Regions from separate parts of the Mus musculus genome. Here region 1 is linked to region 2. A link is a loop called in an ENCODE intact Hi-C map of the cell type or tissue named here. Cell type or tissue: heart. All regions are shown on one strand. Links, peaks and the distances in the headings refer to the core of each region. The heading gives the core; the rest is flanking DNA.

The links. Peaks named below come from ENCODE experiments on the same cell type or tissue, not always from the same donor. Only the 100,000 strongest peaks of a DNase experiment are listed, where the experiment ranks them.
Region 1: a loop joins it to region 2, with 2.8 times the contacts of the local background. A loop is called at or near these places in 3 of 42 quality-filtered maps.

Annotation. Positions count from the first base shown.
Region 1 is chr11:51,757,081-51,772,354 of GRCm38, forward strand. Sar1b (secretion associated Ras related GTPase 1B) reads left to right here and starts at 6,583. Exons shown (of 7, transcript NM_025535.2): 1 at 6,583-6,711. It also overlaps a transcript of Sec24a not described here. In heart, for the core only: a CTCF peak has its summit at 6,541; a DNase peak (open chromatin) is centred at 6,591; H3K4me3 peaks cover 2,064 bases; H3K27ac peaks cover 1,206 bases; H3K27me3 peaks cover 315 bases.
Region 2 is chr11:51,994,503-52,009,776 of GRCm38, forward strand. Ube2b (ubiquitin-conjugating enzyme E2B) reads right to left here and starts at 5,989. Exons shown (of 6, transcript NM_009458.5): 1 at 5,791-5,989; 2 at 3,316-3,396; 3 at 872-897. The coding sequence starts at 5,834. Cdkl3 (cyclin-dependent kinase-like 3) reads left to right here and starts at 9,719. Exons shown (of 14, transcript NM_001166654.1): 1 at 9,719-10,008; 2 at 10,411-10,590. The coding sequence starts at 10,426. In heart, for the core only: a CTCF peak has its summit at 8,578 (motif pointing right); DNase peaks (open chromatin) are centred at 5,299, 6,009, 6,339 and 9,699; H3K4me3 peaks cover 4,881 bases; H3K27ac peaks cover 4,920 bases.

The DNA of each region.
Region 1 (15,274 bases), core at 2,562-10,561, 240 kb before region 2:
GGTAGCATAGTCACTCCGAAGTACATCCACCACACATGGATCGGGAATCCATCCCTCTCCTATCCCAGTGTTGACAATGGAGTCCAATGTCCTAGGGAAGCCCTTAGTTTACACTGAGCTAGGCAACTTCTATAATAACAAGTATTTAGTTAATACTGAGGCTCCAAGCCGGGCGTGGTGGCGCACGCCTTTAGTCCCAGCTCTCAGGAGGCAGAGGCAGGCGAATTTTTGAGTTCGAGGCCAGCCTGGTCCACAGAGTGAGTTCCAGGACAATCAGGGCTAATCAGAGAAACCCTGTCCCGAAAAAAAAAAAAATACTGAGGCCCCGGACTAAATAACATTTAAAATGGTAATTGTAATGGTATCGTACTCCTATAGTTCTGGATACAGAAAAGTGAGGCAGGAAGATCTTGAATTCAAGACCAGCCTGGGCAATTTACCAGGACTCAGTTTCTTTAAAAGGGGTTAGATATGTAGGTCACTCATAAAGAGTTTCCCTAACCTTGTAGGAAGAAGCCCTGAGTTCAAAAGAATTAAAGGCAGTTTACATTATGAGAGTTTACATTAAGTCGAATAATTCAAATGTCCTTTCTGGGCAAGTAGCTTGTGGGTTGCTTTTATTTTTACCCCCAAACAGACTTTCTGACTTGTAAGACCAAAGAGAAGTAGAAACTGGTTGGTTATGCAACATACTTAGTGATATCAGTGTGATCTTTAGCTACTTTGGTTTTACCTGCTCCAAGCAGATGACAAAGTCCTTCACAGATGTGTGCTGCTGATTGAAACGTATTATGCCATGAGTTTCACAACCTCGGGCGAAAGTACATCTTACCAAACTCATTTACTATCTAATGCTGGCTACGAAGTATTACAGAAAAAGAGCACAATCTAAAACTACTGTCAGACCCAAGAAGCAAGCAGTAACCACATATACAAATTTACCCTAACCTTGATTTCATTAATAGTTACCTCAAAACCATACTAAAATATATTTGCTCTGAGTGGAATTAAACAATTAAAAAAAAAGATTGTTTTATTGTTTTAAAGTTTGTTTTCTGTATGTATGGGTACCTACATAGAAGTATTTACACGCTGGTCGATGGTGGCACACACCTTTAATCCCGGCATTTGAGAGGCAGAGACAGGTGGATTTCTGAGTTCGAGGCCAGCCTGGTCTACAGAGTGAGTTCCAGAACAGCCAGGGCTACACAGAGAAACCCTGTCTTGAAAAACCAAAAAAAAAAAGAAAGAAAAGAAAAGAAAAAAAAAGTATTTTACACCATGTGTATGCAGTGCCCACACAGAGGTCAGAAGGGGGCACTGCATCCCCCAGCACTGGAGTTGACAGTTGTGACCGCCATGATGTGAGTGATAGCAAAGGAACCCTAGTCCTCTGGGAGCACAGCCGGTGCTCTTCACTACCAGCCGTCTCTCCACGCCCCCACTCCTTATTACAAGATCCAGGTAGGCTTCTTTAGGATGAAGATGAAACTCTTTGGTTTGTTTTGCTTTGTGTTTTAGAGACAGTTTCTCATCTTGGTACTGCCTTGTAGACCAGGTTGGCCTCGAACTCATAGAGATCTACCTGCCTCTGCCTCCTGAGTGCTAGGATTAAAGGCACGCGCCACTACTCCTGGCTGAAGATGACTTTTAATCAAACTTTCACTTAAGAACATCTATGATGGGCTGGCGAGGTGGCTCAGCGGGTAAGAGCACTGACTGCTCTTCCGAAGGTCCTGAGTTCAAATCCCAGCAACCACATCGTGGCTCACAACCATCTGTAATGAGATCTGACGCCCTCTTCTGGAGTGTCTGAAGACAGCTACAGTGTACTTATATATAATAATAAATAAATCTTAAAAAAAAAAGAACATCTATGATAAAAATCCCAAACCACATACCTAAAAGCAGTAAAACAAAGCAATAACAACAAAAACCAGGGGGCTGGAGACATGGCTCAGTGATTATGAGCACTGACTGCTCTTCCAGAGGTCCTGAATTCAGTTCCCAGCAACCACATGGTGGCTCACAACCATCTTTAATGGGATCCAATGCCCTCTTCTGGTGTGTCTGAGGCAGCTACAGTGTACTCATATAAAATAAATCTTTCAAAACAAAACAACCCCCCCCAAAAAAACAACAAAAATCTAAGCCTCACTTTAAAGAGAAAATAGAGCTCAGAAACTGCCGAAGTTTTGTGAGGTCAGAAAAAAAAAAAATTGGTCTCTCTTCAAAGAGGTAAATGCTTAAGGCATAATTTCCAACTTCCCGTGGTTTAATCTCTTTATATTCAACCCCTTTGGAATTATCTTGGTTTGTTAACCTTGGCACAGTGGTTTGATTTGGTTAAATCAATCTTTCTTTGAACTTTGTCCCATTTAAGCAATATCTTTGTGCTCAGATTTTTAAAAGTAAATAACCTGATTGGTTAAATCAGTTAAATAGCTATAAATAGTTGACTAATAAGTAAACTATTTTGTTCCACTCCTAAATTTCTTTGTTGCTATTATTAACACCCAAACTATGGTTATGTTTCTGAATGTTTTACCTTCCAATTTGTCAACTTTAAGATCTTAAGGAGAGGCCAGGTAGTGCATACCTGTAACCCAGCACTTGGGAGTGAGAGGCAGGTAGATCCCTATGAGTTTGAGGCCAGCCTGGTCTACATATCTGGAACAGCTAGGGCTATGTAGAGAGCCTCTCTCTCCAACAACAACAAAAATTCATTCTGCTTGTGGTTCAAACAGAACAATTCAGTTATAGATATTTGAACAACAGTTTCATTCTCTGAAACTTCCTTGCTCCGATTTAGGAACAGTTCCTTTGCCCTCATTTGCCTGTGTTAGGACACCTGCTTGTATGTGACATTAGCTGTTGTGAAACACAACATAGGTTCGGCCATCGCACAGCAGGCCGGGGCGCTTCATTGCTCATGAGGGCTCCTTTATGGCACCCCTGTTCTCCTTACCCAGTGTGTTGAGCTTGCAGCACCCTGCACAAGAACTACTGGAATGTTTCTTCTGGATTCTTTCTCCCTAGTCCACCCTGTAAGTCCCCAGGTACAGACACTTCAGTACAGGTACTTCTGGCTCTCCAAAATGTATTGCCGTTCCTCCTGCCTGCTCAGTCAACTTAAAATTCCTCTCATCTCCTACTGAATAAAATCAGAAGCCCTGCCCACACTCTCAAAGCCCCTCATGACCCAGCTTTGCTGCCTCTGCCTACACAGACAGCTAAGGCAGTGGTTCTCAGCCTTCTTCCTAATGCTGAAACCCTTCAACACAGTTCTTCATGTTGTGATCACCCCAACCACAAACTCATGTTCGCTGCTACTTCATAACTATAATTTTGCTACTGTTATGAGTCATAATGTAAATGTCTATGTTTTCTGATGGTCTTAGGTGACCCCTGTGAAGGAGGTTGTTAGACAACCTCCAGGTTGAGAACCACCAAGATAAGATGACTCACTGGAAAAAATTCTAGTTGCTGGGAGAATAACTGATGGAGGGGTATAGCAATGGTTTCTAGAATTTTGGTTCCTTTAAAAACCACAGAAATATACTTTTGTTTTAATCCCAGGTGTGGGGGGTATGGGGCTGCTTTGCAGCAGCTGACTGACTGATTTGCCTCATGCTCGAGCAGGGGCGTGATTTTCCCTCCTGCAGATAGTTTCTGGGATTGGGTGCCATTTGGAATTCTAGGAACTTTTTAAAGACTATATAAGTGCTAGAGCCCTGATAGGTATAGTTAGTGGTTGTTCATGGGGGTTATTTGCAGTTTGTTAGTAGTGCTCAAAGAAGAAACAAAAAGAAATTAGATTCACAGGTCTCTCTCCCCCCATCCTTGTTTCTCTCCTATCTAGTGGTAGGGAGTGAAATGGGAGGTGGGCAGAGAACAGGTGGGGAAAAGAACTCACAAAGTAGCAAAGAGCAGCTGCTGAGGGGAATGCAAAGATTACAGGATCTAAAGTACATTGTGTAGAACAGAGATGTGTATTTGGGTTTTTTTTTTGTTTGGTTGGTTTTGGTTTTGGTTTTTCGAGACAGGGTTTCTCTGTGTACCCCTGGCTGTCCTGGAACTCACTTTGTAGACCAGGCTGGCCTCGAACTCAGAAATCTGCCTGCCTCTGCCTCCCAAGTGCTGGGATTAAAGGTGTACGCCACCACGCCTGGCGAGATGTGTATTTGTTAATCCCTGTTAAAACTTCAGACTTTGCTAGCTCTTTAACCTTACAAGACATATTTCCTCATTCTCTTGACTCCCTGTTTCTCTCTCCCCATTGACCCAACCCAGGCCCTGGCCACCCCTCACCTGTCTCACTGGGTCTGCCTCGTGCCAAACTACTCTCAGCTTTCAGTCTGACTCAATATATCCTGTGTGCTGTGCCATGTGAAACCGCCCCAAACAGTTCTATGTTTTTCTTGTTTTAGTCAAAACCTCTAAAAGGTTTCTGGTTTTTTGAGACAGGGTCTCTCTAATCCTGGCTGTTTTGGAACTCACTCTGTAGACGAGGCTTGCCTTGAATTCAGAGATCCACATGCCTCTGACTCCCAAGTGCTGGAACTAAAGGCTTGCACCATTATGCCTGGCTAAAACTTCTAAGACTGAGATTTAAGTTCTCCGTTGTCTTGGGGTAGTGGGTTGTTGTTTTGTTTTTTGGCTTTGGGTTTTGTTTTGTTGTTATTGTTGTTTGTTTGTTTGTTTGGCTTGGTTTGGTTTTTTCAAGACAGGGTTTTTCTGTGTAGCCATGGCTGTCCTGGAACTCACTCTGTAAAACAGGCTGACCTCAAATTCAGAAAGCTGCCTGCCCCTGCCTCCCAAGTGCTGAAATTGTCGGCACTGCCCAATACCTCAGGCTAGTGTGTAGCAGTAATGCTTCCCAATGCTGTCCCCATATTTACTGCTTTCTGTATGTTATTCTGTTATTCTGTCTGGTTTTACACAGGGTCTCATGTGGTCCTTGTGGGCTTCAGACTTGCTATGTATTCAAGTGAGGCCATCTTGGAACTCCTGACCTCCCCATGTCTGTCTCCCAGCTGGAATTACAGGGGTGCACCACCAGGTTTGCACTGGTTATTGTTTCTTCATAACACTGATTGATTCTGAATATTAGTCCCAAATGTGCAGATGCAGGAACTGAAAGCTGAAGTGACTAGTAACTCATGGGGACAGACCAAGTGTTGTGGCGGCTTCTTCTTCTTCTTCTTCTTCTTCTTCTTCTTCTTCTTCTTCTTCTTCTTCTTCTTCTTCTTCTTCTTCCTCCTCCTCCTCCTCCTCCTCCTCCTCCCCTTCTTCTTCTTCTTCTTCTTCTTCTTCTTCTTCTTCTTCTTCTTCTTCTTCTTCTTCTTCTTCTTCTTCTTCTTCTTCTTCTTCTTTTTATGACAGGGTTTCTCTGTATAGCCCTGGCTGTCCTGGAACTTACTCTGTAATCCAGGCTGGCCTCAAACTCAGAAATCCACCTGCCCTTGCCTCCCAAGTGCTGGGATTAAAGACATTTGCAACCACTGCCTGACTTAAGTGTTGTATTTTACAACTCTGCCCATGAAATAAAAACTGGTAATATGGTACGATTGAGATTCTTCAAAAAAATGATCTGAGTTTTTATTTTTCTGTTCTTCCATACTTTAAATAATAAACATGTCACCCTTTGTTCAGTGTGGTGTACTTGTGGAAGTCAGATGACAACTTTCCCAGGAGTTGATTCTGTTTATTCAGTTTGTGGGTTCCAGGGATTAAACTCCTAGTTGTCACTTGATGGCAGATGTAGAGTGGCTATGTAGAGAGACCCTTTCTCAAACAAGACAAACAGGACCCACTTTTGTGTGTGTGTTACAGGGGACTGAACTCAGAGTATTTTATAATCTAAGGCAGGCATTCTACCATTGAGCTCTATTTCCAGCCATCTCCCTATAAAAGGTGTATTTAGGTGGAAATTAAGAAAGACATTTTAATATAGGCTTGAGCACGAGGGTTAAGAGCAAGGGATGTTCAGAGGACAAATGAGACACGTCCAAGAGCAGGGTGTGGGCTTTCCAAAGAATTGCAGGAAGTAAAACATATCCTAGCATAAACTCAAGGGTCACTCAAAAGATGTAGTTTTAGGAAAGAGATGCCAAGTTGGACCTGGTGCTACAAGGTTGCAATCCCAGTTTCTCAGAAGCAAAGGCAGGAAGATGATACATTCACGACTTGCCTGAGCAACTTTGTGAGATCCTGTTTCAACATTAAAATAACTAAAGGGTGGCAAATGCGTTTTGGTGGTGGACTGCAACCCCCTATTACTGAGAGGGGGGAAAAGAAAGAAACAGCCTGGTGGTGGTGGTGACCCATACCTTTAAGAGGCAGGTGATCTCTTAAGTTTGAGGCAGCCCGGTCTACAAAGTGAGTTCAAGGACAGCCAGGACTACACAAAGAAACGAAAAACCAACCAACAAACAAACAAACAACCCCCCCCCCCCAAAAAAAAAATCTCACATGCCTCTTGGGGTTGGAGTGAAGTGGTCCGGAGCACAGGGATTGGTGGCGAGACCGCAAGGAGGCGGAACTGAGGGCGAGCGGGGCCTGGGACCTGCGGACTGTCACTAGCGAGGCACCCGCCGACCCGGAAGGAGCTGAGAAGAGCTGGGGCCCTGGCAGCCATAGCGCTTTGCACAGCCGGCTTGGAGCGTGTAGGACGGGCACGGAGCAGGGTTGCGTTCTCTGAAGTCGCAGGTGAGTGGCAGTGCCCTCGTCGGGCAAGAGAGCGGGCGACAGCTGTGGCCCTTCGGAAGGCCACTCTTTATGCTGCCCACTCACCCAGAGCTCTTGTCTCGGGTCCTTCGCGAACAGGGAGCCTGTTGTTTTGGGTTTTGTTTTTGTTTTGTTTTTTTCACGCAGGGTGAGGGACAACACCGATCCCTACCTGCGGAAACCGCTCTAGTGGCTCTAGGGGTAAAACAGTGGTTGCCACAGGGCAAGTATTTCAGGAAAGAGTGAGAGTACCGCACGCGAGACTCTTTTCCTTCCCCTGGCCCTCAGTTTCCCCATTTGGTAGGATGAGCGAATTAGGGGTCATAGACAGCTGGAGAGGCTAGGACGGCTCTGTGTTGTCCCAGTAAGTGTGGCGGTCACTGGGCCTCCTCATTCTCCGTACTTACCGTATAGCTCAAGCCGGGTTGAATGAAGGGGAAAGATACTAATGGGGGGAAAAGTCAAGATTTTACGATAAGATAAAATTTATTTTGAAAGGTTCAAGTGTAGTCTTGTTAACTGAAGGAAAAAAATTTATTAGGAGTTTAACGTATTGGGATGAAGTAAATTGAACTTACTGTCACGTATTTGAACATTCTTAAATCAAGCTCTGTGTGGGTGTCATCTTACCTTGAATGTCTGTGTCCTTTGTTTAAATATTGGTCAGAGTAGTTACAGTGAAAAAGAAGGTGCCACCTGTACAGCACCGCAGTCTGCTAAGGAAGACACCCCTGTCAATTATTTTACAGGTGACCAATAAGGGTGATTTTACAGTTTGCCAATGATGAGTGTCATCAGTCAAACAGGGCAATGCATGCCTACCATTGCACCTTTTGGTACATTTGGGTTTGTGACCACAATATTTTGACCTTTAAAAAATTTTTGTTTGAACATAGGCAGGCACTCTGACCCTACAATTCCACCTACTCAAGAGGGCAGGGGCATCATTTGAGCCAAGTCTGCCTTCGAAGATCTTATCTCAAGAAAACAAAATTGGTCTCAGAGTTAAGCTGCTCCCAGGCATTTCTGAGTTTACAGAAAAGGAAAGTGTCCTTGTTGTCAGGATGTTAGAGAAGCGATTCTGTAGTTGTGAAGTTTTGCAGTTTGAATACGGTGAACTCTAGATTTCCTCTGCCTTGTGCTATTGGAGTAGAAATGTAAGCAGGACTTGACACAAAGGAGCAGTCTATCAGATGTGGAAATCACTGCCACCTCATTCGAAACTTACAAACTAGAGTGCTATAGCAGTGATTCACCTCATCCCCACCCCTCTCTCACGGACAAAGTTGGCTGAAACTCACTGAAATTACTTTTTTTGCAAAACATGATAAAGTTTCTCCATTGTATGTACTTTTTACAAAAAATTTGGTTATTGTTTTATTAATGTTGGTAATGTTTTATTACATATGTATTATGAGTGTGTCTGAGTTAAAGATCATATCAGGGAATTCATGCCAAGGTGTGGGTTTCTGAAATTAAACTCAGGTCATCGGGCTTGGTGATAGCACCTTGACCTAATAAGCCATCTGGATAGCCTTCTATTGGTGTTTTGAGGATGGAATTTATTATCAGATATACCAGTCTGAGTTGTCTTAGTCCACTAGAGGCAAGTCCAAATTCACTGCCAGTCTCACAACATTCTTTTAGTTGTTAAGACTAGGTCTTGCTTTGTAGTCCAGGCTGGCCTCTTTGAGATTCTCCCCCATCAGCCTCTCAAGTGTTCTCTCTCCCTCTTTCCCTCTCTTTCCCTTCCTCCTTTTTTCTACTATCCTTTTGACAGAAGGTTTTTTCTTCTTCTCCTGTTATACACTCTTAAAGCTGTATTTCTTGTGGTCTTAACCTTCTTTCAAATGGCTGCCACTTTTCTCCAGAGGAAACAAGTACCCACTTTTTAAAAATTAAATGAATTAAAAAGTTTAATTCAGGGCTGTAGACATGGCTCAGCTGCCCTTCCTGAGGTTCTGAGTTCAATTCTCAGCAACCACATGGTGGCTCACAAACCATCAGTAATGAGATCCGGTGCCCTTTTCTGGCGTGTCTGAAGACACTGACAGTGTGCTCAAATATATAAAATAAATAAATCTTTTAAAAAGTTTAATTCATACAATTGCTTTGTATTGGGGATTGAGCTGGAGTCAGTTATTGTCCCGTAAGCTGTTTTAGGTAAGATGTGTGAAGCAGAGCACTTCTGAGATTTAGTGTGCAGAACACCGAGGTGCAAGGCAGATGGGGTTGTGCATCCCTTTAGTGCAGCCCTCAGGCAGGGGTGGCTGGGGCTCACGGAAAGTCCCAGGCCAGCTACATAGTGGCACCCTGTCAACAAACAAACAACAATAACAGAACTTGGTCAAGCATAGTTTTACCTGGTAGCACAGGCTGGCCTTGAACTTTGGATCTCATGTCTACCTCCCAAGTGAGTAGATTACAGGCCTGTGTGCTATCCCATGCCTGGCTTATGTGCTGTCAAACTGCAAGCTAAGCAAGCACTCTACTAACTGAGCTATGTCTCCAGCCTGTCCTTTGTATTTCTAGTGGTAAATTAGATTACAGATAGCATGCTATCTCTTTGTCTTGTATGTGGGGGAGGGATTGTGTATGCCATGTTGAGCATGTAGAGATCAGAGTACAACCTGGGGAAGTTAGCATACAAAATAATGAGTTTTATTGTGACTTTTTAAAAGCTCTATGTTATGGGTATTTTGCCTGCATCTATTTATGTGTATGGGTCTTTTGCCTACATATATGCATTTGTACTGCATGCATGCCTGATGCCTGTGGACCAGAAGTAGCCATCAGATCCCCTGGAATTAGAGTTACAGATGTTGTGAGCCACCATGTAGGTGCTGGGAACTGAGCCTGGGTCAGCAAGAACAAGAGGTCTTAACGTCTGAACTGCCTCCCCAGCCCCTGTGTTAACATTTTCATCTTCGTGTATCTTGCTTATATTTGCTGTGCTGTTTTTGGTCGTCATTGTTGTCTGTTGGAGACAGAATCTCATTAGTCCAAGCTGGCCTTAATTCACTATGATCTGTCATGTCACAAATGCTGGACTTATAAGCACACCATACTCCAAGAATAGTGGTATACACATTTAATTCCAGCACTGGGAAGGCAGAAGCAGGCAGATCTCTGAGTTCAAAGCCAGCCTGATCTACACAGTGAATTCCAGCCCAACTAGGGCTACTCAGTAAGATCCTGACTCAATAAAAATAAAAAAAGAATCATAATGTAGTCCATTGCTGGTCTCAAACCAGGAATCCTTCAGCCTTAGCCTAGAGCTATGATCAGGTGAGTGTCACACTTTTTGGTTTGTAGTGAAATTTCTGTGCCTGTGTTTGCAGGATACTTTCCTAATACTTGCTATGGTGGCACTCAGTGACAATATATTCCTATGCAACATGGAAACAGGGCTGGCAAGGTGCTTCCTCTGGTCAAAGTGCTTGCTGCACAAGTCTGGCAGCCTGAGTTCAAGCCCCAGTGCCTACAAAGCTGTCCTCTGACCTCCACACAGGTGCCATGACACATGAGCCCCTAACACACACACACACACACACACACACACACACACACACACGTCAGTAGATTTTAAAATGAGAATGCTATTGATTAATTTCATATTAAAAGTTATTAAGTTGGGCATGGTGACATGCTTATAACTCTAGCACTTGGGAAATGAAGTCTGAGCTACATGGTAACTTGTCTTTTAAAAATAAAAACCTCAAGAATAAGGATTCTGTTTCCTCATAAATTATTTGTAAACATAAAATGTCCATTTAAGGTTTTTATTTGCTTTTATGTCGAATGATAGCTTTATTGAACTAGACTTGACATACCGTAATATTCTCCATTTTATAGTATGCAGAGTGTTCCCAGTATAGTCACAATGTTACACAACCTTCACCACTATTCTAGAACATTTTTTCTCACCTCTGAAAGCAACCCTGTTCCCATTAGCAGTTGCCCAGACTCCTCTCCCCCTTCTGACAGCACTAATCTGCTTGCTCTCAAGCAGATTTGCCTGCGTGGACATTTCACGTGGAGAGTTATCCATACAAGTTCAACGAGTCAGAGTTTTAAGCAGTGATTTGTAACCTGAGTTCTGTTCACTGCGCTGATTTTCATGTTACATGAGTAGATTGCAAAGTCTTTTCCTGTTTGGTGTTCGTGCAATAAATAAATCTGCTGATGTGGGATGTTTCCTTGTCAGTGACCTTTGCTCTTCACATCCCTGTGATGTGTTCCTGGGTTGTGTAACCTGTTCCCAGGGCTCAGGTGTCTGTTTGTAGCTAAGTGGCTTTATTCTTAGTTGGATGTTTTTATTTTTGCTTCGACTTGAACAAAACAGAAACAAAGAGATATTTTTATTTTAGTAATTCCTAGCTTGTTTTGAGGGTTTAGTAAATTATAATTTTATAGAACTATGACTATCTTCTCCAGTAGAGTTTCTCTGTGTAGGTAGGTAATTTCTGAGTTAGATTTTATAATCATAGACTGGCAGCACCCTCGTGCAGGAAAATCCTTTTCCTGTTCTACTCGCCAGCACTTTTTGTAGCTCCCCTGACACACCATCATCCCAGTGAAGACTTTGCCTCTTGACTCAGTGCTGCTTTGTGTAGCAATGCCCTCTGCTCTTTTAGATGAGTCTAAGACCTGTCACTGTGTACGCGGCACCTCCTACCCTGGCTTCCTGCACCTTTCACCCCAATGTCCCTTTATCTTTCCATGCCTGACCTTAGAGCTGCCACCACCCAGACCAGAACTTCTTTGAACCCTGCTCTTCCTATTCTGATGCACCCTGGCCTGCTTCACCTCTCCCTGTTTACTACAGCCACACTTGTCTTCTGGTTTCCAGACCCTCCCTCTACTCTGTTGGCGCTGTTCTGTGGAAGCTTGCCTTTGGTCAGCTCTGTTCTTACACCGATCCTTTGTCTGCTCAGCCTGCACTGGGTCAGCTCACCAGGGCCTCTCACTGTGCCCTCCAGTGCTCTTCTCGAGCTCTCTATGCTCCTCTCAGCTTCAGGGTCACACTCAGAGCCCTCTCCCCTTGGCCCTTTTTTCTCTGTCCTGGAAGTCTGAATTTTCTAAAGCCCAACATCACAGAAGGTGGGGTTGTAATGTGGGGGTGTTGAGGAGAAACACATCAGTGATGGCCGCTGCTGAAAATGTTTCTTAGATCTCTAACTTTTTTTTTTTCTGTTAAACTCAGTGCTGGCCTGGTGGTGGTATCAAATACCTTTAATCCCAGCATGAGGAAGCAAGAGGCAGGTAGATTTCTGAATTCGAGGCCAGCCTGGTCTACAGAGTGAGTTCAAGGACAGCCAGGGCTACACAGAGAAACCCGGTCTTGAAAACTAAAAATAATGAATAAATAAACTCAGTGCTATGGCTCAAATCCTGTTCCTTTCATGTTCTTGGGTAAGCATGCTACCCACGAGGTACATCCCCAGCCTTTTGAACAGTCATTTAACTTGATCCACCATTACAGTACTTGTCCTATATATTTCAAAATTTCCTCACTCCCACTATTTTTGAGACAGGTTTCAATATATGTGTAGCCCAAGCTGGCCTTAAAGTCAGTCTTTAAACTTAGCTTTCTAAACTCTGGGATTTTAGGTGTGTGCCAACAGGCTCTATGCCTCTCCATCTTTGGAAGTCAGATTCTCTGGGCCTCCCTCCTCTGACCCATACAGGAAGGGGTGCTCTCAGTGTAAACTCCTAATCAGATTAGTGTTCCCCTCTTTCTCTCTATTATGTAGCTCTCTGTCTTGGACCTCACTCTGTAGACCAGGCTGGCCTTCATCTCCCAGAGATCCACCTGCCTCTGCCTCCCTAGGCTGAGATTAGAGGTGTGCACCCCATGCCCAGCTCTTCCGGAAGGTTTTCCCTTTCATTTTATCATTATACCCATCCCTCACTTTTCCTGAAGAAGAAATTCTTATTTTTCTCACTCCATTTCAAATGTATTTATATATTTAGACTTCTGCTATCTAGCTCAGGCTGGCCTAGGACCTTCACCTTAGACTCCTCAGTGCTGGGACTTATAAAAGTATTCTACCACATCCATTTCAAATGTGTTTTTGTTTTTGTTTTTGTTTTTGTTTTTGTTTTTAAATCTATTTGGGGACTGGAGAGATGGCTCAGCAGTTAAGAGCACTGGCTGCTCTTCCAGAGGTCCTGAGTTCAAATCCCAGCAACCACATGGTGGCTCATAACCATCTGTAATGGGATCCAATGCCCTCTTCTGCTGTGTCTGAAGACACCTATAGGGCTGGTGAGATGTCTCAGTGGTTAAAAATACTGACTGCTCTTCCAAAGGTCCTGAGTTCAATTCCCAGCAACCACTTGGTGACTCACAACCATCTGTAATGGGATCTGATGCCCTCTTCTGGTGTGTTTGAAGACAACAACAATGTACTCACATACATAAAATAAATAAATGAATCTTAAAAAAAAAGATATCTATAGTGTACTCATACATAAAATAAATCTTTGAAAAATATCTATTTTACTTTTAAACCTTTAAATTTATTTTATGTATACAAGTGTTTTGCCTGTATTTATGTTACATGTACCATGTGCCTGTAGTTTTAAGAAGAGGGGATCAGATCCCCTGGGATTGCAGTTGCAGATGATTGTGAGCCACTATGTGGGTACTGGGAATCAAATCTGGGTCCTCTGCAAGAGCACAGCTACTTTAACTACTGAGCCAACTCCAGCCTAGGGTTCAAACTTTTGGAAAGAGGAAGAGGATCTCACTGTCCCTCTATCTTTTAGCCTCTGTTCTTCATTCATGGCTCAATAATAGTAGCATCCAGTTTAACATTGTACATTTTATATGGTGTATACAGATAGGCATGGTTTACATGAAGGTCAGAGAATGGCAAGTCAGGTCTCACCTTCCACTTCATTGAAGCAGGGTCTCTCTTGTTTCTGCTGCTGTACTGTGTACTCCACTCCAGGATACCTGCCCTCTCCCCCCAAACTTCTAGGAAATTTCCTGTCTCTGTCTCCCATCTCACTATAGGAGTAATGTGATTACTGATGTGTGCCACCATTTGGCTTTCGGTGGGTGTTGGGGAGCACACTTGGATATGAGGCTTTTGTGGCCAGCTCTTTTACCTGTTGAGCCTTCTCCCTGGTGAGTTTTGTGTTTGTGTGTGCACATTTTAGCTCACCTTGTCTTTACCACGTGCTCGCAGGTATTTCAGAAAAAACTTGTAAGTCATTCAAAGTCAGACTTTAAATCGGAGCTAGTATCAACTCTGCTTTACCTCCGACAGCACAGCTCCATTGGAGGCCTCTCAGGCAGTCAGTAATTGCTTCTGTGGAGCTAAAGCTGGCATGGCTCCGCTGCAGCTGCATTGATGTCACTAACATCTTTCCTTTTTGACTACTCACTCCTCTGGTTCTTCTGGCCTTCCTGCATTCCATGGTCCACCCCTGGTTTCCCTAAAAGATCGTGCCAAGTATGACTTATTCATAGCACGGTGGTGGGTATCAGAGGCAGGAGGATTTTAAGCAGATATTAGGGGGACATTCTGATGACAAAGTGTGGGTCACCAGTACTTTGACCCAGGGAAAACTACAAGAAGGGAAGTAATATGTGTTAATTTTGGAAAGGTAGCCAAGAGATAAGTAGAGAAAGTTCTGGAATACTAGGCCAGGAATTTGGTTCAATTATTTCTCAGCTCAAAACTTGTGGAAGGTCTTCATCCATCATACAGGGTGTATAGAGTCAATGGACAGTTTGCCACATCAGTTGTTATACTGAAGTAACAGGTAGAAGCTGAGACTGTCCCCAGCAAATAGCTGTTGTTAGGGTGTGCAGCAAGTCACTGCCAAGATAGCAGTTTGGCAGAGCTTCTCTGGAGGCAGCATATGGGAGTGGGGACAGATTTTAAAATGATACTTTGTAGTTTAGGATGTGGCTTTTTATTTGGGGGACTGCAGGCATCTATCATTCTGCTGAGCAACACAAATTTCTTAACCAGGAGGCTTCTCTGGGGGCAGACAGACTGCACTGCAAGCCCTGGACAGGACTGTGGCTTAACTCAATGTGAGCTGTGATTTAAACAAACACACAAACAATAAAAATCACTGCTGTGGCTCAGTGATGGAGTGCTTGTCTAGCACTGTTTAGCACTGCAGGCTAAAGGGTAATGATTTAAACAGGTTACTTATTTAGTTTTATTCTGGGAGTTATACGTAGGACCCTCCTAAATGCCTTCTAAGCTCTTTACCACTAGGCTATATCCAGAACCCCCCTTTTGCTGGTTTTGGGACTAGTCCCACTAAATTTCCTAAGCTTCCCTTAAACTGTGTACTCAGCAGTTCAGACAAACCTTGAATTTAAGATTCTCTTGCCTCAGCCTCCCAAATAACTAGGAATACAGGCTTCTGCCTATAGACCGGAGGTGGAAACTTAACAGTTCTTTGGAGAATCAATTGTGTTGGATGATGTTTTGCTGGGGCAAACACGTGAAGGAGTGTTTTCCTGAAGTGGACACAGATGAAAGACTAAGGCAGACTCATGAAGGAATGTTTC
Region 2 (15,274 bases), core at 4,143-12,142:
CTTTTTTTTTTTTTTTGGTTTTTCAAGACAGGGTTTCTCTGTGTAGCCCTGGCTGTCCTGGAACTCACTTTGCAGACCAGGCTGGCCTCGAACTCAGAAATCTGCCTGCCTCTGCCTCCCGAGTGCTGGGAAAAAAGGTGTGTGCCACCACGCCTGGCCACAGTAACTATTCTTGTCAAACATGCTGAACAGATGAATTCTGAAGTCATTCTGATAATTACAGCAAAGCTGTTTAATTTTTTTTTAATCCACTATAATTAAGGAAAATCTTTCAGTACCTGCTTAAAGTCAACTTAACAAACTTAATTGTGATTACAGATTAGAATCATTCTCCCATTTTCCTGGCTCCTGTTAGACCCAAATTGAGCTGCAAATGACTGCACAACGTTTCTGGGTGCTAAATGCTGAGTAGTGAAGCTACTGGTAACTCTGAATTCAGGACTCAGGGATGCCTGGCAGTGGAGTGCCTCCCTAGAACATACCAAGCTCTGGATTTATTCCCTAGTAATAGGGAGAAAAGAAATGGAAAATTTTACAACACCCTTATGAATGCAGACAAGAAAGCAAGGAAACAGTTACCCACTTGGTAGCAGTGCCCAGGGAGCACCTCTATTAGGCCGCCCAAACATCAACCATTTTGTAACACAGACCACTTAGACCTACAGCTGTATAGGTAACCCATGTCACACGGAAAACTGGTGAAAGGTGACCAAGGTGATGTGCAAAAAAAAAGATCCCCATGAGCTCTAAGTTTTCATTTGCTTGCTTAGTATGCCAAGAGCTTATTAAGAGTAGAGCCTGTCTTCAAATACTGTTAGAGTCTCTGACCAAAGGGCACCCTTTTAATATGTAGATAATAAGAATTACTTACCATCTTCAAAGGGTGTCCCTTCTGGTCTGAAAACAAAAAGATCTCTGATTAAAATTAGTTTTTTACTCTTCTTTCTCTGTCTTCAGGGAGGGAAGGATAACTTGGGAACTAGGAGGACGGCGCTCACCCTGCTCCTGAGAGCTGCATAAACTTTACCTGTCAGACTGCCACAGCCGTGGCTTGAACTCAGGCAGCACAAAGGACTTTCAATGCTCAAGTTCTTTTTGAAAGGAAATTTGTCTATGATTTTGTTGCAAAAGAATACTGTACAGCTGAGTGTGGCAGCGCACACCCAAATAAAGGCACATGCCTTATTCCCAGCACTGGAAGGAAAAGGCAGGTAGATATCTTGAGTTTGAGGCTAGCCTGGGCTACAGTGTGAGTTCCAGGACAGCCAGTGGCTACACAGAGAAACCCTGTTTTCAAAACCAAAACCAACCAACAAACAAAAACCCAAGAGTCTACAAGTGAACCTGGTACCACACACTTGTATTCCCAGAGACTCAGGAGGCAGAAGCAGAGGATGTCAGAGTTTGAGGACTGCCTAAGATACACAGCCTGACTAACTTGGCAAGGCCATCTCAAACTAAGATTTTAAAAAGGATGGTATAACACATACACAGGGGGAAAAAAAAGCGGGGGATGCGAGTCTCCCAGCCCGGGCTTGCCCAACCATGCAGCAATTGTCCTGCCTCAGACTTCTGAGTGCTAGGATTTATTAAGGATAAGTCAGTATACCTATTTTGATTTTCTTGAGATAAGGTCTTACTAAATAAATAGCCCAGGTTGGCTTCTACATTGTGATCCTTCTGCCTCAGCCTTCCAGGGGCTATGATTATAGATGACTGACCAGGACTTCAGGAATGTTAAGGCAAGCACTCCACCACTGAGCTAGCTACATTCTTAGTACCCCACTAGTTATCTACTAGTTAAGTGTAGATCCCCCACTAGTTATATCCTAGTTAAGTGTAGATCCTTGTAAGACAGCTTACTGATGAAGAATATTTGAAAAAACCTCTTACAGGAATTTGATTTCCAGTACCCATGTCAGGGAGCTTACAACTTCAGGACATCAGACATTGGCCTCTGGCTTCCAATGGGCACCTGCTCTCTTATACACGTATCCTTCAAACCCTAGTTTTTAATCAATTACCTGGGTTGACTGTAAAATCATACCATACCATAACTAGCTGTAGTGGTAAATTCCCATAATCCCATATATAGACAAACACACATAATCAAAAATTTTTTACATTTTAAATCAAAAAGGATGTGCAGGGCTAGCAAGACAGTTTAGCAAGTAGAACTACTCGCCATACTATCTCTTGAACACATGATGGAGGGAGAGAAATGACTACACAATTGTCATCTTACCTCTACACCAAGTGTTATGGGTTATAGATACCTACTCACAGTCAGTCAGCCAGCATGCAGGCGTGCACACTTGCGCACAAATGATAAACAAGAAATTAAAAAGGTATTATATGGTAGCCTATGCCTGTGTTCCCAGCACTGAGGATGTTGAAGGAAGAAGATCCCAAGTCTGAGAAATGCATGGAGATCTTTTTGTTGTTGTTTTTTTGTGAGACAGGACCTCAGTAGGCAGCCTGGACCCTAGCCTCTAAGTGCTAGATCAAAAGGCTGAACCCCACCCTTGTCAAGAGTCTATCTCAATAGAATCTCAAAGGTGCTAGGAGTGCAGCCCAGTGATGGATGGAGCATTTGCCTACAGGGTGTTTCAATCTCAGTATTACCCAAAGTCATCCAGTGGCTTCTCGGTAGGCTGTGCATATGTCATTTTTAGCTAAAATTCTTGTCACAGCAAAGTTTTCGGTCCTTTTGGTTCCAAGTGTCCTTACAGCTCCAACAGTAGGGGCATAAACACTTGAACGGCACATTTTGTATGAGGTGATTTACCTGATCTCCTTCATTAGCCCATTTAATTTCCAGCATTTACTTATTAGTGTGGGGATCAAGCCCTGGGCCATATGCATAGCAGGCAAGCAGTCTACCACTCAGCTTCACTCAAAGCCTTCACACCCTAGGATCAGTCACCTCGAGTAACCATAAAACCATACCATAGCCAGGTACAGTGTCATACGCCCACAATCCCAGCTACTCCAGAGGGCCTAAAGCAAGAGGATCACTTCAGCCCAGTTCAAAATCACCCTGAGCAACACTGCAACACACCTTGGCTCAAGGGAAAGAAGCCAAATTAAATATAACAGCAAGCCGACCAATTTTATATAAATGCCCCAGACTCAATAAAATGTTTCAAGAGCTGGATATACAGCTTAGGGATGGGAGCACAATTAGCACAGGAGGCCCAGGGTTCTCAAAAGATGTGTCCCCGCCCCACACAAGTGAGTTTCAGAATCGGCCTCAGCCTCTCTCCCCAGTGCTTATTTACTTACCTTTTCTGAGCAATCCCTAGCTCAACTCACCCAAATATAACTGCATTCCACTGCATGATGTTGTTTTCAGATGGGGCGCCACTGACCCCCACAGGTGGGTCCTCTTGCAATCTAGAAGTCCAGAGTAGTCATTTTCAGAGTTGAACATATAGGCCAGTGAGGTCAGACTCTCCTGAAGCTACTCTGACAGACTAGCTAGACTGACTTGTTATAGTTGGAGCTGAAATGAGTTACGATCTAAATGAATCAACCAGGTTAATATTCGTATTAATACTACCAGATCTGTAAATTCTTCAAACAGCAAGATTTAAGATATGGTCTCTTGAGGAACTCGTTTTCAGAGTACCCTCTTAACCCACTCAAAGTTTACAATTTTAGCAATGAAAAATACTTTTAGATAACCTGCAACTACCAGGTGGTAGTGGTTGTCCACACCTTTGGACCCAACACTTGGGACATAGGTGAGTGAGTTGGAGGCCAGCCTGGTCTACAGAGTGAGTTCCAAAACAGCCAGGGCTACACACACAAAAAACAAACAAACAAACAAAAAAACCCTGTCTCAAAAAACAAAAACCAAACACAACAAAAACTTACAATTTTCGTACCTTAATCATGGAAGGATCTCCAGTCCTAACTACAGACACTACACAACACAAAAATGTAGGAAATCTCTATACACTAAATGACTTAAAAAAACAAAAAACCTCAATTTAACTAGAAAGCAAGTCTTACTTCATGGCCTGTGCTTCAAACAGTGCCTTTCTAAAGTAGTCAGAAGCTCCAGCTAGCTTTTCCAGCAGGCTCTATTTTAAAAACTCTGCTCTCAGGCCAAATATACCTCAGGCCTCCATACAATGCTTTCAACAGACATCATCAGCAATTTCATGTAACCTCAAGATCCTTGGAAAACCACCAAAGGCACCTTGTACTCAACTGGGAGTCAAGTACAGAAATTGCAAAAATGAACAAGAGATAAATAATAATAGATAATGTATTATCCATAATGGAAAGTTTTATTTGTGTATCAGTTACAGAGCTAATCAAATATAGTGACTTCAAGCATTGGGTGACTTTTGCACCAAAAAGGACATCTCTTTGTCTGGCAGATCATTAATAAAAAAAAAAAAAAAAAAAAAACAGCCTGGCAGTAGTGGCGCACGCCTTTAATCCCAGCATTTAGGGGACAGAGGCAAGGGGATTTCTGAGTTCGAGCCAGCCTGGTCTACAGAGTGAGTTTCAGGACAGCCAGGGCTACACAGAGAAAGAAACCCTGTCTTGAAAAACAAAAAACAAACAAAAAAAAAGCAAGCAAACAAACAACAACAAAAACCTGTCCATCTCACAAAGTATGTTGTGATTTTTAAGTGGACACTTGGCAAACTGGTCAACCTCAAGCAGATTAGGTCACTAACAGGACTGAGAGGGACGAATTTACTGCTTCATTCCTCAATTGTGTGGCTAAAATCAGCAACGAATTAAATGATGAAGTTGTCCAGGTCCCAAGACAATAGCTTCCAAATGCCTCATAAAGGGCTTTTTTTTCTCTCTCTCTCATAAAGGGCTTTATAATGGGAAAGTTGAGCAGTTGCTTCCTGAGAGGCAAATCTAAGTTTTTATATTACAGATTTGTCTCAATCACAGCGGGTCTGCCCAGAAAGAAAACTAGTATCTAGTCTACTGTTTCTGCACTTGTACGTTTCCAAGGAGAGGTAAACAACTGGGAGAGGTCATCTTCTTCCTTCAAGCCCCACATTTCCTATAAACCCCTATTTTCCAAAAGGAGGCCCAGGTGGAGTATCAGATTAGCTCCAGTCTGACGGAAGGCATTTTTCCAGGCTGGGGAGGCTATAGATAGGCTTTTATTCCGCGGCCAGATCTTAGTTCCAGAAGGCACTGGCAGGCCAAGTGGCTAGCTCCAGGCCCAGGTTTCCCGAGCCAGTTCTCAAGGTCCTTCCAGGTGGGCGGGGGCAGATCGGGTTTCGGGGGATGGGCTAACCACCTCCGGACCTCGCGCAGCAGACCCCACCCTCACCACTGCAGAAAGGGAGAGATTTGGGGCAGTATTCACCCCAACCTCTCACTACCAACAGGAGATCACGGGGCCCTGTAACAAAGCTGGACTGGTCCGCCAGGCGAGGCCGGAGCCTCAGGAGCAGCTCACTCGCACCACCTGGGGAGGGGACACTGCAGGGTGCAGAGGCGGGAGGTGAAGCGTCTGCATCTGCCCTAGGTGGGCCTCTGGGACACCTAGGCCCAGCGATGGCCACCTTCCTACTTTTGGGGGGGAAGGGCAGGAGGCTGTAGTACCGACCATCTTTACTCCAGACAGAGGGAGGTATGAAGCGAGGGAGTAAGAGCCACCGGGAAGCCGGGACTGCCGTGGGTCCCGCAGGCCCACTGCCCGCCTCCTCAGGGTCACCAGGAGGAAGATATCCGGAATCCCCGCCCTACAGTCCATGGCTTCGGGAAGAGGCCGTCATATTGGGCTAAGACGAGGGCCCTTACCGCTTGAAATCCCGCATGAGCCTCCTACGGGCCGGGGTCGACATGCTCCGCAGCTGCCCCGCGGTCAGTCTGAAAGAAAAGAGTCCCGTTCAGCCCCCCCACCCCCCGGCGCAGCGGCCGAATCACTGTGGGTCGCCGCCGCCACCGAGACTGCACAAACAACCCTGCAATGACGTCTCCCTCCGCCGCCTCCAGATCCCTCCGCCCTCCGCCAGTACCACCGCGGGAGGGGGGAGAGGGGGCGGGGCGAGCGGGCGCGCGCGCCGCACCGGAGGGGCAGAAGGCGGCCTTCCGGGCTTGTTGCTTGCGGGCAACTACGGAGGATCCGCTCCGTGCTCACGCTGAACACGGCCCGGCCCAACGCCCTCGGAGCCCACACGCTACCTCGCCTCGCTCCCCCCGTCGCTAGTTTCAAGTTCGGCCGGACGGGGAGAGAGTGGTGCATCCGGAGCCTGAGATTTCGGAGGAGAGGAGGTGGGGGGGGGGGTGACGTCAAGTCACGTGACCGCCAGCGCCGCTGTCAACAATCCACCCCTGAGGGGGAGGGAGCGAAGTATCTAGAACCACGTGTGCCTGTGACGCCATCAGAGCAGGTCACGTGATGGCCTAGCCTGGCTCTGGTTTCAGGTCTAACAAAGCAGGTCCTTGAGTATAAGGAGTTGACACCTCTAGTCATACATTATTCTTTTGGTCCCAAAGTACTGGGGCTTTGCAAAAGGAGACATTGTGGAAGGAGCCGCTTGCATTCTGAGTCTTTTAAAACGGAACAACAAAAAAAAAATCTGGACTTAATTCTGTGTTTCAAGTGGCTTAGCAACTCTGGTACGTGGGACAGGTACTGAAAGTGTGGCAAAGCCTTGTAATGAACGGCTTTGAATGCTAGGTCGGTGCAAATGAGATGGGATTAAGGGCATTTGCATCAATAGCCTGTTCCTGCTAATGGAATTTCCATACTTAGAATTTATACAGAAATGAGAGTGGAATAGATTGCCCAAACCTTAAAGACTCCATCTATGGAGTCTTTGAATTGGAATCTGTGAATTTGCCTGCGGTGGGGCACAATTGTGTTTTTCAAGAAGTGAGTGGGTGTGATTTTAGAGCATATCAATGCTGCTGGTTGTCAAAGAAACCTACAAAAATGATTCAGATCAGGGGAGAGATCCTGCAGACATGGGTGGGAGTTAGAGCTCGACTCTGAGGTAACTCATTACAAGCTTTATACAATAGCAAAGAGGGACCAAATGGACCGGAAGTGCGGTGTGGGGGGTTGATTCATAGCCGATTCCCGAAGCATTGACCACCACAGCCCCCAGCTGGCTCCTGGAATTTCCGTGCTCAGCTTCTAGCCCTGTATTGGGGATTTGTTAGTTCTAGGGACCGGAACAGTGTAGTAGATGCGGAATTCTTTAACTCAAGAAGGGGGAAGCGCATGAGACTCCACTGCTCACTCTTTCACATGGTTCCATGAAACCAGGAAGGGTTAACCTTTTTCACTGTCCTTATCCCTTCTTCCTTCAAACAATTCTCTTGATTTAAAATGACCTTGAGAACCCAGCGTCTTGGTGCATCCTGCCAATCCCACCATTCGGAGAGTGGAAAGGATCAGGAGTATAAGGCTAGCCTCAGTGAAGCAGGATGGTAGCCACCCTAGGCAGCCTGAGCGTCTCATCCCTCCCCGCCAAAAAGTAACCTTGAGGATTGTCAGGTATGTCTTACTCTTGATAGCCGCTGCTGTGTCCTCACAATGTGACTAAGCTAAAAGTTAAATATTCTTACCTTTACGTTTCTTCTCTTTGAGTTATTCCGTAGAACCCCAGGGCCTTAGGTAGCCCTGTAAAATGTTATTGAAAAGGATGCAGCGCACAAGCACAACTCCAGCACTGGGTAGACAGGGGACTAGAGGTCTGCAAATTCCACCGCACCTAGAGTTGGGAGAGACCTTGTCTTGGGGGAAAACAGGCTTTTTAAATCCCCTGGGCCGGTAACAAGTGCCTGGGCTTTTTTAAATTTCCGTCCAGCCATACCAATGTTAATCTTCCTCATGATCAAGAAATACATAGAGTGAAATGGCAGACGCTTTTTAAAAATCTCATTCTGTTGCTTATCTAGCAATTTATTACTTTAAAAAATGGACGGGATAGTTTTTAATATCCAAAATGAAATGTTTTGATAAATTGAATGCTTCCCAAAAATATAGAGAGCAGAATGTTAACAAAATTCACACAATTTCATGGCCAGGTGGCTTGCTGGAAACCTACAACCGCAGTCTTAGAACTATAATTTCACTTATTAAAACAGGGTAACTTGCTATGTAGACCAGGCTGGCCCCAATCTCACATAGTTCTGACTTCCTCTCTCCTGAGTGCTGGGGTTAGGAGTTAGTTTGTGATGACAGGGGCTCACTAATTCATGCTTTGCTCCTTGCAAATATTTAGTTCATAACAAATCTTAAGTAAACATATAGCAGGTCTCACAACATTCTTATTTATAGGAAAAAGAAAAATCCAAGCCAAGTGCCCAGCCCTCCTAACTCTCAAGCTCCAAAGCCAGGCTCTAGCAGTTAGTAGCAAAATTGCAAAAATGGAAATGCGTCTAAACTGTTTCTCTGTGTAGCCCTGGCCGTCCTGGAACTCGCCTGCCTCTGCCTCCCAAGTGCTGGGATTAAAGGCGTGAGCTACCACGCCCGGCTGTTTTTTGTTTGTTTGTTGTTTTTTAAGATTTTTTTTTTTTTTTTTTTTTTTTACAAATACACTGTAGCTGTCTTCAGACACACCAGAAGAGGGCATCAGATCCCATTACAGATGCTTGTGAGTAACCATGTGGTTGCTGGGAACTGAATTCAGGACCTCTGGAGTAGTAGTCAGTAATCCTAACCGCTGAGCCATCTCTCCAGCCCTAAACTGTTTTTTGTTTTTGTTTTTAAAAAAGCAAACTAGTTTCTTTTTTACACTACTCAGCACACTCGTTGTGCACATTCATTTGTGTGTATAGGTCACAAGACAACTTGGAGGAGTTGGTTCATTTTCCACCACGTAGGTCCAAGAAATTGAACTCTACACTTTGGGCTTCGTAGCCTTTTCCTACTGAGCCATCTCGATGACCTACTTTTGCTATTACAGTTAAATCAAGATCTGTAAAAATGGAGCCCTTTTAAAAGCTCTGCGGGCTATTTAAAAGTACATCCCTAGGCGTCCTTGTACTTACTCAGCCTGTGGCAGAGTCCGGTGAATTATTTTGTTTTCCTAAAAAGTTTTGCGTTTCACACGTCATGAGAAAACTTTAAAAGTACTGCTAGGGCTGGATATGATGGCACTCAGCACAGCACTCTAAGCAGGCAGATAATCTTGGGAGTTTGAGGCCAGCCTGGAAGTATACATTGTGAGTCCCAGGCTACCCGGAGCTATATAGTAGCCCTTGTCTCAAAACAAAAAGGGATCACTAGTAGGTAGAAAGCAGTAGTAATTGGGAAACTGAAAATGTGTACAGAAATGGTGTTAGAAATAAGTCAGAGGAGTAGTGAACGCTGAGTATGTGGCTTACTACCGAGCTAAGCCCTCTATCCAAAAACGATCTTGTCCCCGGTTTAAGGATTATGTCGACTTTGAGGTCGAAATCGGTTGCATGGAATAGTAACGAAGCACTGGCAAACTGTAGCCCCATAAGTGTTCCGTAGATCCAATTATCTCCGTCAACCTCCTAGAACCGGGCACAAGTAAGGGACCAGTAACCACCCAGGTGACAAAACGCTCTCTTGCCGGGCGAAAGCCTCCAGGCGTTCATTCTGCTATAAAATGCCCCGCTCTCCCTCATCCCCACCCCCCACCCCCACCCCCACCTGCAAGCACGCGGGCCTCCTACGTCCCTCCCCCTTCCCCTTGGGTCTATCTTCCGCTTCGTGTCACTTTCCCTTCCGGGTCAGGACCTCAGCAATTTCCAGTCTTGCGTACTGTGCTCGGAACGCGGCAGTGCCCCGCCCTCACCCCGTTGCCAGGGCGTCCGGCTGCCCCGAGCCGGCAAGGTCGGCCAGGAGAGGAGGTGTGGTGTCCCGGGCCGGCTGGGACTTGCACGCAGCCGGGCCGGCGGGACTACAGGATGGGCTGAGGCGGCGGTGGTTCTCAGGACGAGGTCGACAGCGCGGCGAGACGGGCCACTCGGGTTGGGGCTGCACAGACTGCGTGTTTGAGGAGAGGGCAGGACGTATGGGTGACTAGTGCTGAGGTGGGAGTCCCCACGCTTGGTGGACCGTGGCTCCTAACAAGGGACCCGCAGTGTTGTTAGCGGGACTTTTTAGTTTGGCTTCCATTGTTCCTGAAAGGGGACCTCAAATTGTAAATCCCGTATTCTAAAAGGATGCCTGAGTTAAACGCATATCAGACCTCTTTTATTTCTCAATCCCGGTCTACACAAAATGCTAGATTAATGAAGGACATCCTGCGTTCTGGTGAAAGTTGGAGCTTCTTAGACAATTTAAGAGTTCCCTCGAGCAGGCTCTGCTGTAGCCGGCACTCCTAGTTTTTGTTCTTATATCCGAAAGTAGGGGATTATCTCTAAGCATTATAGAGCTTGTATAATTGAAAGTGTGAACGTTTAACGTTTTCTTTCTTTATTTCTGTGAAGTAGAAGCCAGGCTTGAAAATGGAGATGTATGAAACCCTTGGAAAAGTGGGAGAGGGAAGTTATGGAACGGTCATGAAATGCAAACATAAGGACACTGGGCGAATAGTGGCCATTAAGATTTTCTATGAGAAACCAGAAAAATCTGTCAACAAAATTGCAACGAGAGAAATAAAGTTTCTAAAGGTTTGCTTCTTTTGCCTTTTATTATATATATTTTTTCTTGTTTTCCCATTGGGACCTATCTTGCTATGCAGCCCAGGCTGTCTTGAAATGCTTTATTTTTTTCCAGGGCTAAGATTTACAGGCCTACATTGAAACACCCATCTTCTTTTTCCTTGATTATTTAAGTCAAAAGAGAAATTGTTATGGGATAAAAATAAAATATATGAAAGAATGTTTCCATTAACAGATAAACTAAGACCTGTCATAGAGAAACCCTCATTGTCTACAATCTGTACTTTTTTATTGATATAAGATTGTGTGCTTGTGTATAACAATTATGCTAGTATTGTAAAATCATTCAAAACTATTCAAGTATAATACTTAGTAAGGATGTCTGCTTTGTACAAGGGATTGTGGAAAACGATGAGAGTAGGAAGAAGGAAAAAAAATTTTTTTTGCCAGGTATTGGGGTGCAAACCTTTAATTCCAGTACTGGAGAGTCAGAGACAGGTAGATCTCTGAGATTAAGGCCAGCTTGGTCTGCAGAGTGAGTTCTAGGACAGCCAAGGCTGTTAAACAAAGAAAACCTGTCTTGAAGAAAAAAAAAATGTTCCTTAGTGGCATAACTATGCAGGAGGGTATAGTAAAATAACCCTGAATAAGAGTGGTTCACGCTGAGCCAGAGAGATGGCTCTGTGGTTAAAAGCACTTCCTAGACTAGAGTCATTTCCTAGCACCCCACATCAGCAGGTTCACAACTGCCTGTAACTCCAGCTCCCAGGGATCCTGTACCTACTTCTGGTTTCCAGAGACACCTGCAGGCATGTGCATACAATCACATACCCACACAGGCTTTTTTGTTCATTTGTTGTTTATTTAATGGTTAATATTAAATCCCACCAATTCCCGTTTGATGGGGAAGGATTTTGTTTGTTTGGTTGGTTTGTTTTGTTTTGTTTTAAACAGAAAATAGGGTATGTACTTGTCCTTGAATGATGTACAGCAGTGGGATAGGATGGAGATACTTCCAGGTTAGGGGAACAGCAGTAAGGTCAGAAAGACTAAAACAGGACAGCAAGAATGGGAAGAAGAAGAGCAGATACTTGCTCTATGAGTTTCCTGTATAGAATTAGAAAGAAGTGTGATTAAAGTGTAGTAAATTGGAAACAGAAAGTGTTTTAGTCTAAGAAGTCAAAACTTGGTTTGGGGGCTTGCTAGTATCATGAGGCCGTTAAAGAGTCAGAGATGCCCTGAAGTCCAGAGAACACTGCAGTTGATGTGAGTTGGAAGAGAGGTTGAGAACTAGCTCAGTTGTGGAAATGTTGACTTGGAGGTGACAGGGATCTGTAACTGAAGGCTATTAAGCTTTTACAAGCAGCAACAGTATCGTATCGGGGAGCTCCAGGCACTGCAGGGGTGCTGGGTCTACCAGACCAAAGAGCTGAGGCAGTCAAAAGAACATGCACGTTCCTAGGAGAGTCCAGAGCTAGAGACTGAAACAAACCAAACAAAACCCGACTCTTTTCTATTTGCTTCTACACTCTCTCCTATGTTATCTGCAGTCTATCATTTTAACTTTGTATCTGTTTACACTGCTGAATTCTAAAAAATGGCCTCATGATACTAGCAGCATTCCTGAGTTAGGTTCTTACCAGACCCCCTTAGTTTTCAACCTAATACATTCTACAGACCACTGCTAATAAAATATAATTTTCTAGTCCCTGGAATGTAGGGACATTAGTTTCTTACCTTGAGACTGAAGTCTAGGTGTTTTATATGTGATGAAGATCATAGCTATTCCTGCCATCTTCATCTGGTACAAAAGAAGCATTTTCCTTTTTAATCTCTATTAGATAATATAAGTCAATTTGCTTCTAACTAGAACACTATACTAGCACCTGTAGACAGTCAGAACTGCTCTATTCTAGACTGTATGAAGGAAAGATTAAAAGCTAATAAAGGTAATTTTGTACTATGAGAGACATCAGTCCCTGCCTTATGAAATGAATCAGCACTGTCGGGTCATTTGTGCTCCTTAAGTGAGAAATAGAATTAGGAGATAATTAGTAGCCTAGAGGAGTCCATAGCTAGAGACTGGAACTAAGGGGAAGAAGCCTCCAAATACAAATTTTCTAGTCACTGGAATCTAGGGGCATTAAGGTTTCTTGCCTTGAGACCAGAGTCTAGGTAAACTGGGTATCCTGCCTCCACCTCTCTAGCAGTGAGATTACGTGCAGCACCATGCCTGCTATGTCTTAATTTTTAAAATACATTTATTGTGTGTGTTCATACACATCAACAGCACACAGGTAGAGGACAAAGGGTAGCTTGCTAAAATTGGAAGGCTCTCACGGACTGAACTCAGGGTGACGGGCTTGACAGCAAGTGCCTGTACCCCTTGAGCCACCCAGTTTTATGTGGTGCTAGGGATCGAACCCCATGCTTTGTGCATGCTAGATAGCACTCTACCAGCTGAGTAACAGTTCCAGCCCCTGCATAATAATGTTTATAAAAGTAACCATGAGGGGCTGGTGAGATGGCTCAGCGGGTAAAAGCACTGACTGCTCTTCCGAAGGTCCTGAGTTCAAATTCCAGCAACCACATGGTGGCTCACAACCACCCGGAATGAGTTCTGATGCCCTCTTCTGGTGCATCTCAAGACAGCTACAGTGCAACTAGTTATAATAATAAATAAATCTTTAAAAAAAAGAAAAAAGTAACCGAGAGTGACAGGAACCCTGAGATAAGCCTGAAAACATTTTATTGTTATAAATGCACACAAATAACTTGAGACAGGGTCTCACTATGTATCCCTGGATGTTTTGGAATTTGCTATGTAGACTAGGCTGCCCTCAAATGCACATATTTGCCATGTCTGACATATGCAAATTATTTTAAGACACTTTATTTCCTTTGTTGTTGTTTGTTTTATAAGAGAGAGTCTCACTATGTAGCCCTAGCTGCCTTGGAACTTCTTTTGTAGAACAGACTACTAATTTACAGAGAGAAATCTACCTGCCTCTGCCTCTTGAGTGCTGGGATTAAAGCCATGTGACACCATTAGCAAGACAATTTAAACTCCTCTGACTGACTGGCCTGGCTCAGCTGCTTCCCGTCTCTCCCTACCTTTCTTCCTTTAAAAGAGTTTTAAACTTAAAATAATTTCACTTTATGTGTGTGGGTGCTTTGCCTGCATGTATGTCTTTGTACCATGTTCATGAGTGCCCACGGAGGACAGAAGAGGACAGAAGATGTCTCATTCCCTGGAACTAGAGCTGCAGATGGCTGTGAGCCTGGTTTAGACCAGAGCCCTAGGGACTAGAGCATTGACTTAGAGTTAAGAGCATTTGTTGCTCTTTCACAACACACAGTGAGTTTAAGGCTAGTCTGCACCTGGATTTGATTCCTAGAACCCATAGATAGGGTGAAATCTGATTTTCTCTTCCGACTTCCCTGGGCATCAGACATGAACCTGGTGTATGGACATCCATGCAAGTAAAATAGTGGATTTCACACACAGAATAGCCAATAAATGTAAAAAAGCCAGAGTCCTCTGGAAGAGCAGCCAGTGCTCTTAGCTGCTGCTTCGTCTCTCCAGGCCCCTTCCTTTTCTTTACACAAAGTGTTACTGCATAGTCTAGACTAGCCTTAAACTCACTGTGTAGCCCAGGCTAGATCAAACTCTTCCTCATTCTGCCTCAGCTTCTGGAGTTCTGGGGTTCAGGCATGTGCCGCCACCACTACTATTCAATTTAACATAGTCTAGTGAGAGGTTTCTTACACTTGTTAATATTCTTAACCTAAAATGATTGTCCAAAGAACTCAATTTTAACTAAATTTTAGAATCTCATTAAACAACCAATAGAGCAGTGAGAATATTTATGGAAATGTTGTCTAGTAATAGCAAAAAAGATAATGAAGTACACTGTTTTAAAGATTTATCTAGTACATTTAAAATGAACGTTTCTGCTGTTTCTCTGTGTATCCCTGACTGTCCTGGAAACTCATTTTGTTGACCAGGCTTGCCTCAAACTCAGAGCTCCGCCTCACAATCTCTGGACTGGAGTGTTACCACCCCTGGCTCTCTACTGCCTCAGCTGTTTTGTCTTTAAAGACCAAGGGCTGGAGATATGGCTTGGGCGTTGTTTGTTTGTTTGTGTTTGTGTTTTTGTTTTGAGACAGGGTTTCTCTGTATAGCCCTGGCTGTCCTGGAACTCACTCTGTAGACCAGGCTGGCTCGAACTCAGATATCCGCCTGCCTCTGCCTCCCAAGTGCTGGAATTAAAGGCGTGCGCCACCACCGCCTTTATGCCTGGCTATGGCTTGCATGTTAGGAACACGTGTTCTTGCAGGAGACCTGGATGCTATTCCCAGCACCCAAATGGTAGCTCACAACCATTTGTAACTCCAGTTCCAAGGCTGGGCACCAGGAATGCACATGTGCACAGACATACATGCAGAGCAGACAGGAAGCCAGGAGACAATACTGAATTCCCCAGAGGCACCTAGTATGAGTGCTGGAAACTGATTTCAGGTCCCCTACAAGGGCAGCAAGTGTTCTTTATCACTGAACCATATCTCCAGCCCAGATTTTTTTGTTTTTAAAATTAATTTTTGATTGTATGAAATGAGGGTCTCGCTGTGTTGCCCAGGCTGGCGTCAGATTCATTTTCCTGTTTTAGCTTCCCAAGTAGCTGAAACAAAG